Linked DNA regions of Homo sapiens: region 1 is linked to region 2. Evidence: chromatin contacts called from ENCODE Hi-C or POLR2A ChIA-PET data. All regions are on one chromosome and are shown on one strand. Each heading gives the region's core, a stretch centred on a gene start or an enhancer-like site at or near the end of the contact. The rest is flanking DNA. Distances are from core to core; before and after follow the strand shown.

Region 1 (6,368 bases), core at 2,045-4,544, 360 kb after region 2:
CCCATGTGGACTGTGGAGTCCACAGATATTTCAAGAGATTTGATGGCAGCCTTACCAGTCCACAGGACCCAGATCTTCTGAGGGCTTCTGTAGCCTGAATCCTAGGCCCGGCCCCAATCAGGTTAGTTCCTTGAAGTTGTACGCTTCCACCCCATAGCTAAAATGGCCCCTTTTGTAGGAATCCAGAATACATAAAATTGCAAGGGATTGGATTCTGCCCCTAAATTGATTTTATACCCTTGAAAGTTTTCTACTATAGCATGTGTGAGTGTGTGTGTGTGTGTGTGTGTGTGTATAAATTGTGATTAGATAAGGCTCTAAAGAACAGTTTTATAGTCACTCCACCCATTTGGCTTTCCATAGAAATAAAATCCTTCATTATGGCAATGACCTTCAACGAAGGTTAAGTACGCAAACCTCAGTTTTAAAAAAAACTGTTTTTAACTGCTTTTATCTTTGAGCCTTTGAAGTAGAAAGTAAAAAAAATCAAATATTTTATTTTTGACATCTTCAAGGAAGGTATATGTAAATAGGAAACATACATAAAATCCCTGAGCACAAACAGAAAACAAATGATTAAATATAATGACAATTGCAGAAATATAGATTGAAGGTAAAATAGATTAAGGATGCTGCCCTTTGATGCCACTTTCTGTCAATAAGGCATAAGATAAATTTGTGAGCCTCATATTTCTCTGATCCACAGGTTAAATTTGCCATCCTGTAATTCCTTGTCACCATTTCAAATATCAAGCTAAACATCGTGTATTTCTCTGGGGTATTCACAACCTTCAGAGAGTAGTTGATAGTGATCACATTTCTTCTGAAGTCTTTGTTGATCCAAGAATACATATTTTGTTGTGTAAGTCTTCATAAATCAGTCTTTCCGCCCGTTTATCATCCCTGTTACTTTTCTCTGAACACTCTCCAGTATGTCTCCAACTTGCTAATAATGAGGTTCCCAGACCACAATGCATCATTCCCAGCTCAGTCTCTCTCCTTGTGCAGAGATGGACTTTGCCTTTTGGCTTCCTGACTCACTGTTTCCACTGACTAAGTTCATATGCTGCCAGATCATATATGAACCCGTGATTCATTTGCTACCCATTACAATGCCTGGGAGAACCCAAGCACTTCCCTAAATAGGTCAATGCCTGATGTACTAGGTGCCCAGAAAAGTTCTTTAAATAAATGAATAAATAAAAGCATGAACTTCCCTGTTGTGTCTTTAGTATACCAAAACATTTATTACAAAAAGAACAAATGAAAAGGAATATGCAACCTGTGTTGACAGTGGGGACAAGGGAACAGAGGTAACACATGAGAATCATGCATGGATGCTTTGGCCTGTACCATTCAAACGTTTCTACCAATTTGATTTGATTTAGACATATTTCATTTTCATTTAGCACAAGACAAAAGGAAGTTCAGAAAACTAAGGTATTTCACCACAGCAACTGAACAGTTGAATTACAACTGAGAACGTATCTGGAGTCTAAAATTCTAGTGCCCAATGTAGACTGCAGAGTAGAACAATCTGAAAATACCATTAGTAAAGTCCTTGTAGTTCCTGGGAATCAGTTCCTACATCTTCAGCTAAAATACTTGAGGCATGGGTTCTAACTGTGATTTTTTGCCTCAAGGGCTTTCCCTTTCTACTCATAATAACAGGATGCAAGAGGGTGGAAAAGGGAGAGGAGCAGAGCTAATCTGGTTTCTTGCTCTCTTGACCCCAATTACACTAGTGGTAGTGACAGTGACAGTAATAGTAGTAGTAGCTGCTCTTATTATTGAGTACCTGCTGTATGTCATGGACTCTGCTTAACCCTTCACATAATGTTATTTCATTAATAGCCAATTAAAATATGCACATTACCTCAATTTTACTTTAAGGAAACGGAGTCCCAGAAAGATTAAATGTCTAAGGATCACGCAGCAGAGTTAAGGTGCTATTTCAGCTCTGGGAGACTGCACCCCACTCTTCTGCCCTAGCACAGACTCTTTCCTTGGTTTCAATACTATACCAAGCCTGACATGTCATGCCTGACAGCCACTCCCATTTTCTGGTTCCTCTGAACTTCTCCTTAAGGACCCTTAATCAAAACTAACTGAGAAGTAAGGGGGGGGGGTGGGGGGGAACATTAGCTAAGAGGAACCTCTTAGCTAAACTTAGAAAAATTTGGAGTTTTCAAAAGGATCTTCTCTCCAGGAAATTAAGAAAAACAACAAACCATTAAGCATGTCATGTGCTAATAGGACCAGCCTAGTATAAGGCCATGTAAAAAGGCATTGAAATCTGCTAGTGTGATCCCAGCCTGGCCACAGATGCCCATGGCAGCCCAGTTTCCAGGCACTTGCCCTCATCTCCAATCTGTCTTTCTACCTTGGTCAGTTTGTTCCATTGCATGTGTACACTGATGGCCCCTGGCCAGAACTGAGCATATCAGATCAATACAGCAGTACACAGTACTGTGATTAAACACTGCAATGAAATGCTTGGTAAAAAACAAAAAACAAAAAACAAAACAAAAAAAACTCCCCAAATGACTCCTCTTTAAGAAAATAATCAAAAATAATTAAAGCAAAAAGCAAGACCAAATACTCTTCTCTGTTGGTTAATTCATTCCCCCTCTAATTATCTGTACATTCTGCTCTCTTTATGCTGCAACTCCAAACCAACAAATACTTGGGTTGAAAATTTTTAAAGAAGTAAATTCTTCATATAATTCCACAGGTCATGCGAAAGACCCATAATTTCATGGACATAGTACTGGAAAGGAAGTGAGAAGATTTGGTAAATATGTGTCTCACCACTTTGTTAGCAGGGACTATAAAATAATGATTTTTGAAAGCCCCCTTGGATATATAAAGCATTCTACAGTACTCATGAAATATTGGTTGAATTGGTTGAACCGACCTTAGGTAAACCTCTCCATATTTCCAAGCTTCAGTTTCTACATCTATAAAACAGAAACTAATAATAACTTTCTTGTCATACATGACTATTGTGGGGCTCCCAACAGGAAAATATATATGAAAGCATTTTTTAAACAATAAAGCATCATACAAAAGTAAGTTATGAAGAAAGGGAGATGCGCTCTAATTGTGCAAATAACATGGGCATTGTGCCAGCAAGCAAGTTAAAAAGTTAATAGCACTTTTTGCTATTTATCCAGATGTTTGGACACATTCTAACTATAAATCCAAAGTGGTCACTGGCAAACATTCAGACTGTTAAAGGACTGCTAGAAGGAACAACATGAGTGTTCTCTGTGTCTCCTGGGCCCCAAGGAGGGAAGGGAAGTTTCTGCATAGTCATTCCATCTCTAACAGAAACCACAACTCCTTGGAGCCCCAAAAGGAAACCAGTGCAGATGTCAAATATTTTGCTATGATGCTGAACTGAATGAACCTACACAAGGGTTAAATCTTTGTTTTTTCACAGGGAATAAGCCCTTTAGATCTTATACGTTAACCCCACTTCTACAGCAATCGAACCAAGGCAAAAATGTGCTTTTGCAAATATTTTTGAAAGATCTGACTAAGCCATTTTTAGATGTTTTTCAGTCTTCATGTGCCTTTCCCTCCCACAGAGCACAATTAAAAAGGCACCTTTAAAAGGCTATTTAAAAACATTGATTGGCTTAACTGTGCTAATGTCATGGCTTTAAAATAAAATTCTATTAAGTCTTTAAAATATTGCAGACAAGTACTTTGCAGCAGAAACTCAGGACAACCATCCTGAGGCTTCTGTTATTCACAGATATTTAGTTACTTCAGGTTAGTTCATCTTTCTTATTATGTTTTGTCTTTCAATTTGTGTAGTCTTATGACAGTTTTCAGGACATAATTGCCTTGATGCATACTAGAGCCTAGAGTACCTAGCAGCCACATTTCCCCAAGTCACTACGGTGAATTCATGAAGACAGACGCATTATGCTGGCTGGCACTGCGTTGCTATCAATACGTAAGGAGACAATGGTGTTCTTTCCTTACATTTAAATGCTAAACATTACAGAGTACCTCACCCTCCAAGAACTGTCCCAGGGATTATTTTAGATCTTGGTGAAGTATGTGTGTCCTTTTTTGACTCTGAATCACTCTTGTCTCTAGAGAAACTCAGGGGCTCAACATACACATGTAAAATTCTTTTCTTCTCTTCTGTATTTCCATTCTTGCTGTTTTTATGCTAAACTACAGACTTCCCCTTCTATCCATAATGTGCAAGGCAAGTTCAAGAAAGGGAACCTCAGAAAAAGATCTCATTTAAGTTTATAGTTAGTTCAACATCACAGTTTTGGTTGACTCACACCAGGTGGTGACCAGGTGTCCTGATAACATTCCACCTAGCTAGGAAGCAGAGTGAGAACAGCACAAGGGCTAACACATATAAAGGTATTTGTAAACTGCCCTTTATTTTAGGAATGTTAGGTATTTGTTATTATTGCTGCTGCTGATGGTGGTGTGATGATGATAATGATATTGACTGACTTGGGTTTGTTGTTAAAGTCAGATTTGCTCAAGAATCAAGCAGACTCCATTAAGACTCCACAGAAACCATGAAGTACATGAAGCTATCCTGTGAGTTATGTGTCTTACGTGTAAGCTGCTAGGAGACAGCTTTATGAGTTACTATGCAGATCCAGCTAAGAATATGATAATGAATGAGTTACGACGTTTAGCAATTTCTCCACAGCTCAAAGTCTGAGATTCACAGACTTGGGAAAGGAACCTCCAGGCCATGACTTCCCCTGAAGAAAATGTCAAAGTTAAGAAAGGTCCTCATCAACTCCCCTCCAGGGTTACCTTCCCTTGAGTCTCCGTCCTCATTCATTTTCTCCTCCATCCCAGGTGTGGACGTACCTTCCCACCCTCCTAAGCCCAAGTTGGTTCGTCAGAAATGATCAGTTTATGCAATATTTAGGAATATTGTTCAGTTTACTCTATCCACAGTTCTACACTCTACTGAGGTAACTTACTGTTAGTAATGAGGCCCACAGAAGGACTAATTAAATATTCCTTCCCTTTATAAAACAAAAGAAAACATTTGCTGGTATTATATAAATAATAGCTTTTTCCCCAATGTTTCCAAATGCTGAATGGACCAGCGTGGGAAGAAGAGAGCCTGGGATAGGCCAAGGCAAGATGCAGTAGGCAGAGAATAAGACCTACTGCCAAGATGCCTCTTCCCAAGCCTCAACCATGGGGGTTTGGGGAGACTCCCAGCCTGGTCAAGTGAGTGTCGGAACTCTCTGGGACTGCCTGGGATTCCTCACATTCATCTTTCTGCACTCTGGGTCCCTCTGCCTTGGCTCTTTCTCCCTCTGGCCCCTCCCACTCATCTTTGCAGACCAAACCCAGGGTCATTCATCTCTAAGAATGTCACCTGCTGTGGCATCAACCTCACTTCCTAGGAATACCTAGAAACTTTGAGCTTGTCATCCTGATTCATATTTCTACTCATAGCCATACCTGGCTCACTAGTTTGTTAGCAGAGACTACCAAATAATTACTAATGAAAGCCCTCTGGGATGAAGTGCTCATATCAGTTGAATTTGTTGAACCAATGTTGGGTAAACTTCTCCATGTTTCCAAGCTAAGACCCAGTGTATGCCAATAATTTGGCACCTTCAAACATATATTCTTTAAATATTGGGTTTATTATTTATTCAGTGACATCATCAAGAAAAACTGTCTATTAATAATATTATTATTTATGCTTAAAATAAGGAATATGCTTAGGAAATATAGTATTTAGACATATTTGGAATTATTTTTTATTCTACCCTCTCATTATCATAGATAACTGGATAGTACTGGTGTATTAATTTTCTATTGCTGCCATGACAAATTACCAACATTTAGTGGCTTACACAATACATATGTATTATCTTACAGCTTTGTAGTTCAAACCTCCAACACAAATCTTATTGGGCTAAGATTAAGTTGTCAACAACTGTATTCCTTCCTGGAGGCTCAGGGGGAGAATCTGTTTTCTTGCCTTTTCCAACTTCTAGGGGCTACTAACATTCCTTGGCTCACAGCCCTGTTTTTCCATCTTCAATGCCAGCAATGGTGGACTGAGTCTTCACAAAGCCATCTCCCAGGTTCTCCGTAGCAAGGAATGGTTCTCCATTTTGGGGGACTCATGTGATTAGGCCCACTTGGATAATCCAGGATAATCTCACCCATCACAAGATCCTTAGCCTTTATGATATCAGCAAAGCCCCTTTTGCCACGTCAGGTAATATATTCATAGGTTCTGGATAGTAGGGGGTATATTAGGCTGCTCTTGCATTGCTATAAAGGAATACCTGAGGCTGGGTAATTTATAAACAAAAGGGGTTTAATCAGCTCACAGTTCTGCA
Region 2 (7,033 bases), core at 3,290-5,789:
GGAATAGTGACTTAAGGACTCGGCTTTCTGCCTTGTGCCAGAGAGCCACAGTACACTGCTTTTATTTTTATTTTTTGGTAAGACTTGGCTATAGGAAGGACTGAGAATATAGCTTTCATTTCTTTTAAAAAACATTTCCTTTTCTTTTAAATAGATACGTGATCATTTAACACACGGGTGTTAAGTTCATTCTTGCTGCAAAAGAAGGCCATTGTACCTCCTGACCCTGAAAGCAAGGTGGGTGGCTTTGTTTTATAATTAAATTTTCTGTCTTCAGCTTCATATTTCTCTTTCTCTGTTATTTCCTAAAGAGTGTGTCAAAGTGATAAAAGAGGTGAGGAATGGACTCATAAACAGAGTGATTTTGAAATTACTGTTGGTGTATCCATAGCACGTGTTCTTCTAAACTTTGGCTTTTAAGGATTTCAGCAGGGTTTTTCACAAGCAAGTGTGTGTGTGTGTTTCATGTTCCAACATATCACATTAGGATTTTGTAATCTGTCACTGTTTAAAACAGCCTCTGGGAAGCGCGCCTCTCTCTGGATTGCCTCCATCACACGTGTGTTCTCTCCCATTCAGAAATACATAAGGCTGCTCATGATGCTCTTTGATTTCAACTTCAAGGAAGCAGTTTAGTTTTTTGTATGTCGTTTGCTAACCATGGACAAAATTTAGCACCTGGTCTAATAGTCTTCTGTGTGTCTGTGATGGCCTAGATTCTGAAAAGAGCTTACGAAGGACTGCAGTCCTACCTTAAAAATAATTATGTCCTGAGATCATTTGGGCAGCCATTTATCTCCTTTTCTGGTATTTTCTATTTGCAAATATGAGTCAGTTTTTCTTTCTCTTTTTCAAATTATTTCTCTAACAGTTAAAGAACTAGGAAAGAAAGTGATGTTAGGCCCTGACTAAATATTCTTCCTTCATTCTGCTTACTACTGACGGCTTGTTTTCTTTGCCTTTTACCACATGAGACACAAGATATGAGACGGAGCAGAGAAAAAGGTTCTGATGTTAGCTCTCCAAATTCCAGAGTGTTTTGCATAAGGGAATTTATGCTCAAGTTCAGGAATCAAGAGGAACATATTAATTTTCATTCTGCTATGAAGTGACAGTTCAATTTTATGAGTAATTTGTGTCTGGGACAATTTAAATAATACTTAAAAGCCTGCAGTAGCTTTCAAGTTAAAAATCTATTGTGTTCAATTATGAAGTAAACCTCCCCAAGGCAGATCCATTTAATGCATCAAAGTATGTTTTTAACTCTTATTCAAAACTCCAAGAGATTGGCTTAAATATGGTAACTGATGGCACACAGCTGTGTTAATGGAGGGCTAACTAGTGTCCACACCGACTTCACAGTCCCTTCTCAAGTCTTCAGTGATGAAAGGAAAGAAAAGAGTGAAGCCTCAATCTTTTCATCTAGAGAATCGATCTTCAAAAACAGGAGTAAAGGAGCCACACCAGAAGCATGCAATGGTCTCCTCATAAGAAAACGTGCTGTTACAAAGCAGTAAGGTATTGGTGATACCAGGGCAGACCCTAGAACCACTTTGCTTGTTTCCAATCCAGTTCTGCTGTCTATTACTGTGTGGCCCTGGACAAGTTATATAACCTCTCTGTGATTAGTTTTTTCATCTGTAGAATGAGACTGATGCTAGTCCCCCCCTCCTAGTTTTGTTGAAAAGTTTAAAGAGTTAATTCATATGAAATGCTTAAAACAGACCCTGAGTGCTTCTTAAAACAAACTCCTGGAAGACTGACATATCCATCACCTAGCACAGTGCCTGGCACATAGTAGGTCAATCAATATTTGTTGGATGAATATTGGATGTTATTTCATTGAGTGCCCTAGTTGGTTCAGGTGTGACCCATGAAGCAATGACTGAAGCACTCTCAGCCTCAGGTGTGGACTTGACTACTGAGAGTGGGCAGCACTCCAAGAGAAGTTTTATCCAACTGCAATTTTACTTTTTCTACGGATTTCTATGTTGTCTTCTTGATTAACAATTGGGTTATAAAGCTTTTGAGAAAAGAGCATCCGAAATTTTGAGGGGTCTCTATAGCACTTACCACAGTGCTTTGTACATAAGTAATAGACAATTGGTAAGACAGTATGCCACACATATCAGAGCAGTATGCATTACAGTCTTTTATTCAATAAACGATGGTTACAGGCACTATGCGAAATCTTTTCCATACATTGTTTCATTTTATTCACACTAATTTTCATACAGGTAGTTACAATCCCTATTGTATAGGTAAGGAAAATATGAGGCTCAGAGAAGCCTAGTGACTTTCCCAAGGTCACACAGCTAGTAAATGACAGGTCTGGATGTTTAGTCCAGGTCTATGGAAATGTCAAACATATACAGTTAGCACTACCCTGCACTGCCTCCCAATCTGTTTGGCTTTAAAGAGTCCCTAATCAATCTGGTCATTTACAATTAATGTGTAAACCATAATGAAAATGGAAATGATTAAGGCTGGAACCCAGGCCTATTATTCTTGAATTAGTCTTGTGCGGTGGTTGGAATACTAGGCCCAGTGGGGTGAGACACAGGCCTGCCTCCCAGGGTCTTTCCTGTCCTCCGCTCATTCCACCACTACATGTAGATATTTGAAAAGGCCCAGAGGAAAAGTCAGGGTTACTTTTTTCCCCTCTGTGGAAAAACATGATGAAGCTGAATTTACCTCAACTAGTATTAAAACATCAAGTGAACAGATGTACATATTGATTAAAGATGAAGAAAGGAGAACTCAGACAAGTGGGTGGCAGAGCAGTTTTTCCTTTTAACCAAACGTTCTTTCTTTATGGCCTTTAAAGATATGCATTCTTCCAAGATACTTGATGGGTGTTCTGACCATTTCAGGGAATGAAGAACAGCCTGAGACCATAAGGAAAGCCTTGATTCATGTACGAGTTTCTTTAATGAGTAAGCAAGAGTCATGCAAGAGTGCTCTGCTGTAGCCATGTGATTCATTCTGTACCCCTGAAACAAATATGTACAGAACCCCAAAAGAGGAAGCTAAGGAGCCTGTGAGTTATTCTAAGGAATGTGCAACACCCCCTATTAAAAACTCCATCCTAAAACGGTGAAACCCCGTCTCTACTAAAAAAATACAAAAAATTAGCCGGGCGTAGTGGCGGGCGCCTGTAGTCCCAGCTACTTGGGAGGCTGAGGCAGGAGAATGGCGTGAACCCGGGAGGCGGAGCTTGCAGTGAGCCGAGATCCCGCCACTGCACTCCAGCCTGGGCGACAGAGCGAGATTCCGTCTCAAAAAAAAAAAAAAAAAAAACTCCATCCAAGGATAAATTTCAAAAGTAGATGCTGAAAAGATGGAAGTCACTGGCTCCACCTGGTAAATCCTATACTATCCCTGAGAAGGCAGAAGTCATTCTTAGGTTTAGAGAGAGTCTACTACAGCCAAAACAGTTAGAATTAATCTTGGACTTATGACTTTGTGGCTGTTATTGCTGGGACAGGGGGACGGAAATGGGGGGAGGAATTGAGGGATACCTCCAAAGAACTCACAAGTCTGCAGAGACCGAGCTCACTACATAAATACAGCAGTGGCAGACTCCAAACCTCAACTTGCTGCTCAGGGAACCCCAGGCAGTACCAGGCTTTGGTGGCTTTGCTGGAAAAGAGTTCTGGGGTTTACCAGCCCTCTCATGCATTTAACTCTGGGCACTCAACTCACCTTAAGTCTTTGAGTTTTCTTATTGAAAGAGAAAAGTAATCACACCTTAAATTAAATTTATGGGTTTTTTTGAATAAAGGATATACTTATAGTTTCCAGCTCTTCACTGTGAAGTCTGATTAATTTTTTAACAGATGAGGAATTTGTGTATTGATGAATATTTGATAAAAACAAGAGAAAACATTAAAAAGCAACATGAACTGCAGAGTTCAATCCCACCAAAATAAAAATGTAGCACTGTATATCTTGAAACTGAGGTTAGACTCTCTAGGAAGAACATGGAGGAAATAAATGCTCAATCCATATTGCAGCAGACATAATTTTAAGCCACCACAACTTTCAAGGACCTTTGAACCATTTTCTTCAAATTTGCCTTGCCTTTCTTTCTGCATCTGTGAACTTGCCAAGTTAGAGTTTATTGCTGTAACAGGTTTTGAATGATAGTGTATCTGTTTTGAAAAGGTCAGTACTTTTTGATTATTTGATGGAAAGAATGTGTGCTTTTCCTTTTTTATGTATCTTTCAAACCAACTGTCTTGATATAAATGGAATCTTTAAAAAATATATTTACCCTTTTTAGACTAAGACCAAACATTCCGTTCCATGAAAGTCATGAGTGGTTGCTGAAAGGAGGTTATGAATGAAATAGTGTCTCCGCTTGAACGTCAGCAGCTAGCCTGCATTTATTCCTCAATTTCCAGAATCTAGAATAAAAATAGTGATTAGCAAGGCCAAAATACAAAACCCCAGGACGTAAAGCAGTGAGCACAGGGAGGCTCCCAGGACAGGAAGCCACTGGAAGCTGGTTGCTAGGAGACACTCGTCTTTTGCCGGCAGCAGGAAGATGTCCTTGAGCATGGCTTCCCCTGTGGTTGGCTTTGGACAAGCCGTGAATCAGACTGTCCTCACTAGTGCCGCCCTCCCAGCAGGGCCGACCAGCCTACCATACAGGTGCCACTGAGGGGCAATGGTGGGTCCTGTTCCCTGGGAAAGTTTCTCACATGTGCCCAGCTTTTCTGATATGCTCTTCTGAAATCAACAAGCATTTGATGTCTACTCTGGGTTATAAGAATATGGAAAAAAAAAAAAAACAGTTTCCTGGGTGGTGCTTTTTAGGTGAGAATTTTAAAAAATAAAATCATACCCTAAATTATACGAAACAGCCTACAAGAGCTGTAGGAAAAAAGATAAGATAATGAGTTAATGGTAATTAAAAGAGAAATCATAGAGGAGAGAGCATCAGAGCTGGAGGATTCACCTAGGGAGGAGGATGCTGGCAGGGGAACACCCTGTTTACTGTCAAGAGCTCTCGGAGGGCCCTTGATGGCAGTGAACTTGTCTTTCTTGCTCCCAGAAGCATCCCCAGTACATAGGACAGTGTTTGTCAGAGTGTTCAGGGTTCAATGGCTGAACAAATGCAGGAGAATGAAGATGCTGAAGATGAGCAGAGGGGCTTGGTGGTCATTGTTGGTGTTCCAGGGAAGAACCAGTGGAGAGAATGCTGAATGAAGAAGGCTGGCCTCATTGTTATCAGAGTCTGTAGTGGAAAATGGTGAGAAATGAGGTGGCTGGATAAGGTGCAGACCAGTTATGAAGACTCCTAAAAACCAGACAGAAAATGGCTTAAAGAAATTAGGGAGCTACTGTGGGAATCTGAGCCTGGTAGAGATGAAAGTTTTATGGTTTACAAATGCTTCTTTTCAAATGCATCATCGCTTAACATGTACAGTTTATTATATGTCCGTTACAACTCGATAAAGCTGTTAAAAATACATGATCTCATTAGGTGTTCAATATTTGGTGAAATGGACCTTATCCTTATTTCATTTTTACAGATGAGGAAACTGAGACCCAGAGAGGTTCATGGCTTGCCCGAGTTCAAACGTTTCAGATGACAAGCCAAGACTTCCGGGTTTTCTGCCTCCACGTCCCTCATTTGCTTCTTTCTGAATGCAGCTCTCTGCTGAGGGACTTGGAAGGAGACTGGCCTGTGGTTGGGGAGGCCAGTTGGGAGGCGGCGGCAGATGGCTGTTTGCAGTTTTCTCTCCCTCTCTCTCCCTTGCTTTCTTGTCTATGCTGCCCTCACCTTCTCTTCTTTTCTCCTCCATTGTTTCTTCTTCCCTGACAGTGTCTCAGACCTCTGGGTGGCATCCTGCTAAGCTGCACATGTGGGGGTTGCTCCCTGACTGTCACAGCTGCTAAGGGGCCAGCTTTAGGGCAGTGCTGTGCCATTTGGACATGAAGGGCAGCACCTTTGGGACCTGCAGCATTACATCTGTGGCACCTCTTTGGAGAGGTCTGATGTAAAAGAGAACACAAAGAATGAGATTTGGAGCCCAGGAAATATTACTAAGATTCAGACAATACGTGGGAATGTTGCATTTAAATATGCAGTTAACAGATCATCTTAATCGTCTTCCCCAGACCTAGCTTCAAAAGCATTCACCCAGTTCTCACATGTGTGAGTGAAAATCACTTAGATTTTGACTTGGCTATTAAATGGCCTCAAGCAAAAGCAAGTCAACCAAATTAGAAAGAAGGCAAAGTGCTATGGGCTTTGGAGCGAGATGACTGTGAAGTTCAATCTGGATTCCTCCATTTACTACATGTCACTAGTGCTAGATGCTACTTAGCCTCTTTGGGCCTCAGTTTTCTCATCTGTAAAATGGAAATAATGAGTCCAACTTAACAGGTTTGTTACAGCAATTAAATAACCGATGTATTGTGCACAGTGCCAGGCATGTAGTGAGCCCTCACCATGTGAATGGCAGCACCAGCATCCACATCAGCTCATCATCTTCATCAGTGGCATTACCTGAAACACTCTGTCCTCATCCGTGACATACATTAGAGGAAAACAGCCTTGTTTTCTTTAGGTTTTGTATTCTCCCAAGGCTGAAACTTGTATTTGTAATGCTACAACTTTGATAATTTTTTCCCTTAAGAGTTCCTTCAGCAGCATTTTTTTCCTACCAACTTGCATGTGTAGAGTTATTCAGTAGATGACACCGAAGAGTTTCATAGTGAATGTTTGTTGAGTGAATGTATGAAATGAACAATACCACCACCTCCAAAGCAAGTTTATTTTCTCTTGTTGATTCTAATGAGGATTTTGTTTTTAAATGGGGTAGGTGGTGGTGGTTGGTATGTGGTTTTGATAGCCAGGAGTGATGTGGCACAGGTGGTTGTGTGGGGTTAGGGATGGCTAGCCCATCAACCCAATCATATGGAAATTCCTTTTCATTATACTGCAAAGCAGCCAGCTAGAAATGGAAAATCTAGTTAACTAGTTCTTTTATGGAAAACATCCAAGTTGGTAGAAGTTTTT

The links. Hi-C counts contacts between places; a loop is a spot of excess contacts on that map. ChIA-PET counts read pairs that join two places held with the same protein, here RNA polymerase II (POLR2A). Pooled maps may share reads with other maps.
Region 1: a pooled map shows a loop between it and region 2 (4-fold over the local background). The contact joins two enhancer-like sites. A Hi-C loop is called at or near these places in 1 of 168 maps with a recorded cell type or tissue (A673) and 2 of 50 pooled maps. POLR2A ChIA-PET finds 5 or more read pairs at or near these places in 1 of 52 experiments (T-cell).

The regions. Positions count from the first base shown.
Region 1 is chr2:176,996,242-177,002,609 of GRCh38, forward strand. No RefSeq gene overlaps it. Among named protein-coding and RNA genes, the nearest start is that of MIR4444-1, 210 kb to the right of the region's middle. Within about 2 kb of position 3,295, at least 2 of the 41 ENCODE cell types and tissues checked have a DNase peak (open chromatin) inside an H3K27ac peak, as active enhancers do.
Region 2 is chr2:176,639,337-176,646,369 of GRCh38, forward strand. It overlaps LINC01117 (long intergenic non-protein coding RNA 1117), which reads left to right. Exons shown (of 4, transcript NR_110599.1): 2 at 155-237. Among named protein-coding and RNA genes, the nearest start is that of LINC01117, 5.1 kb to the left of the region's middle. RefSeq lists a silencer at 2,897-2,986. Within about 2 kb of position 4,540, at least 4 of the 41 ENCODE cell types and tissues checked have a DNase peak (open chromatin) inside an H3K27ac peak, as active enhancers do.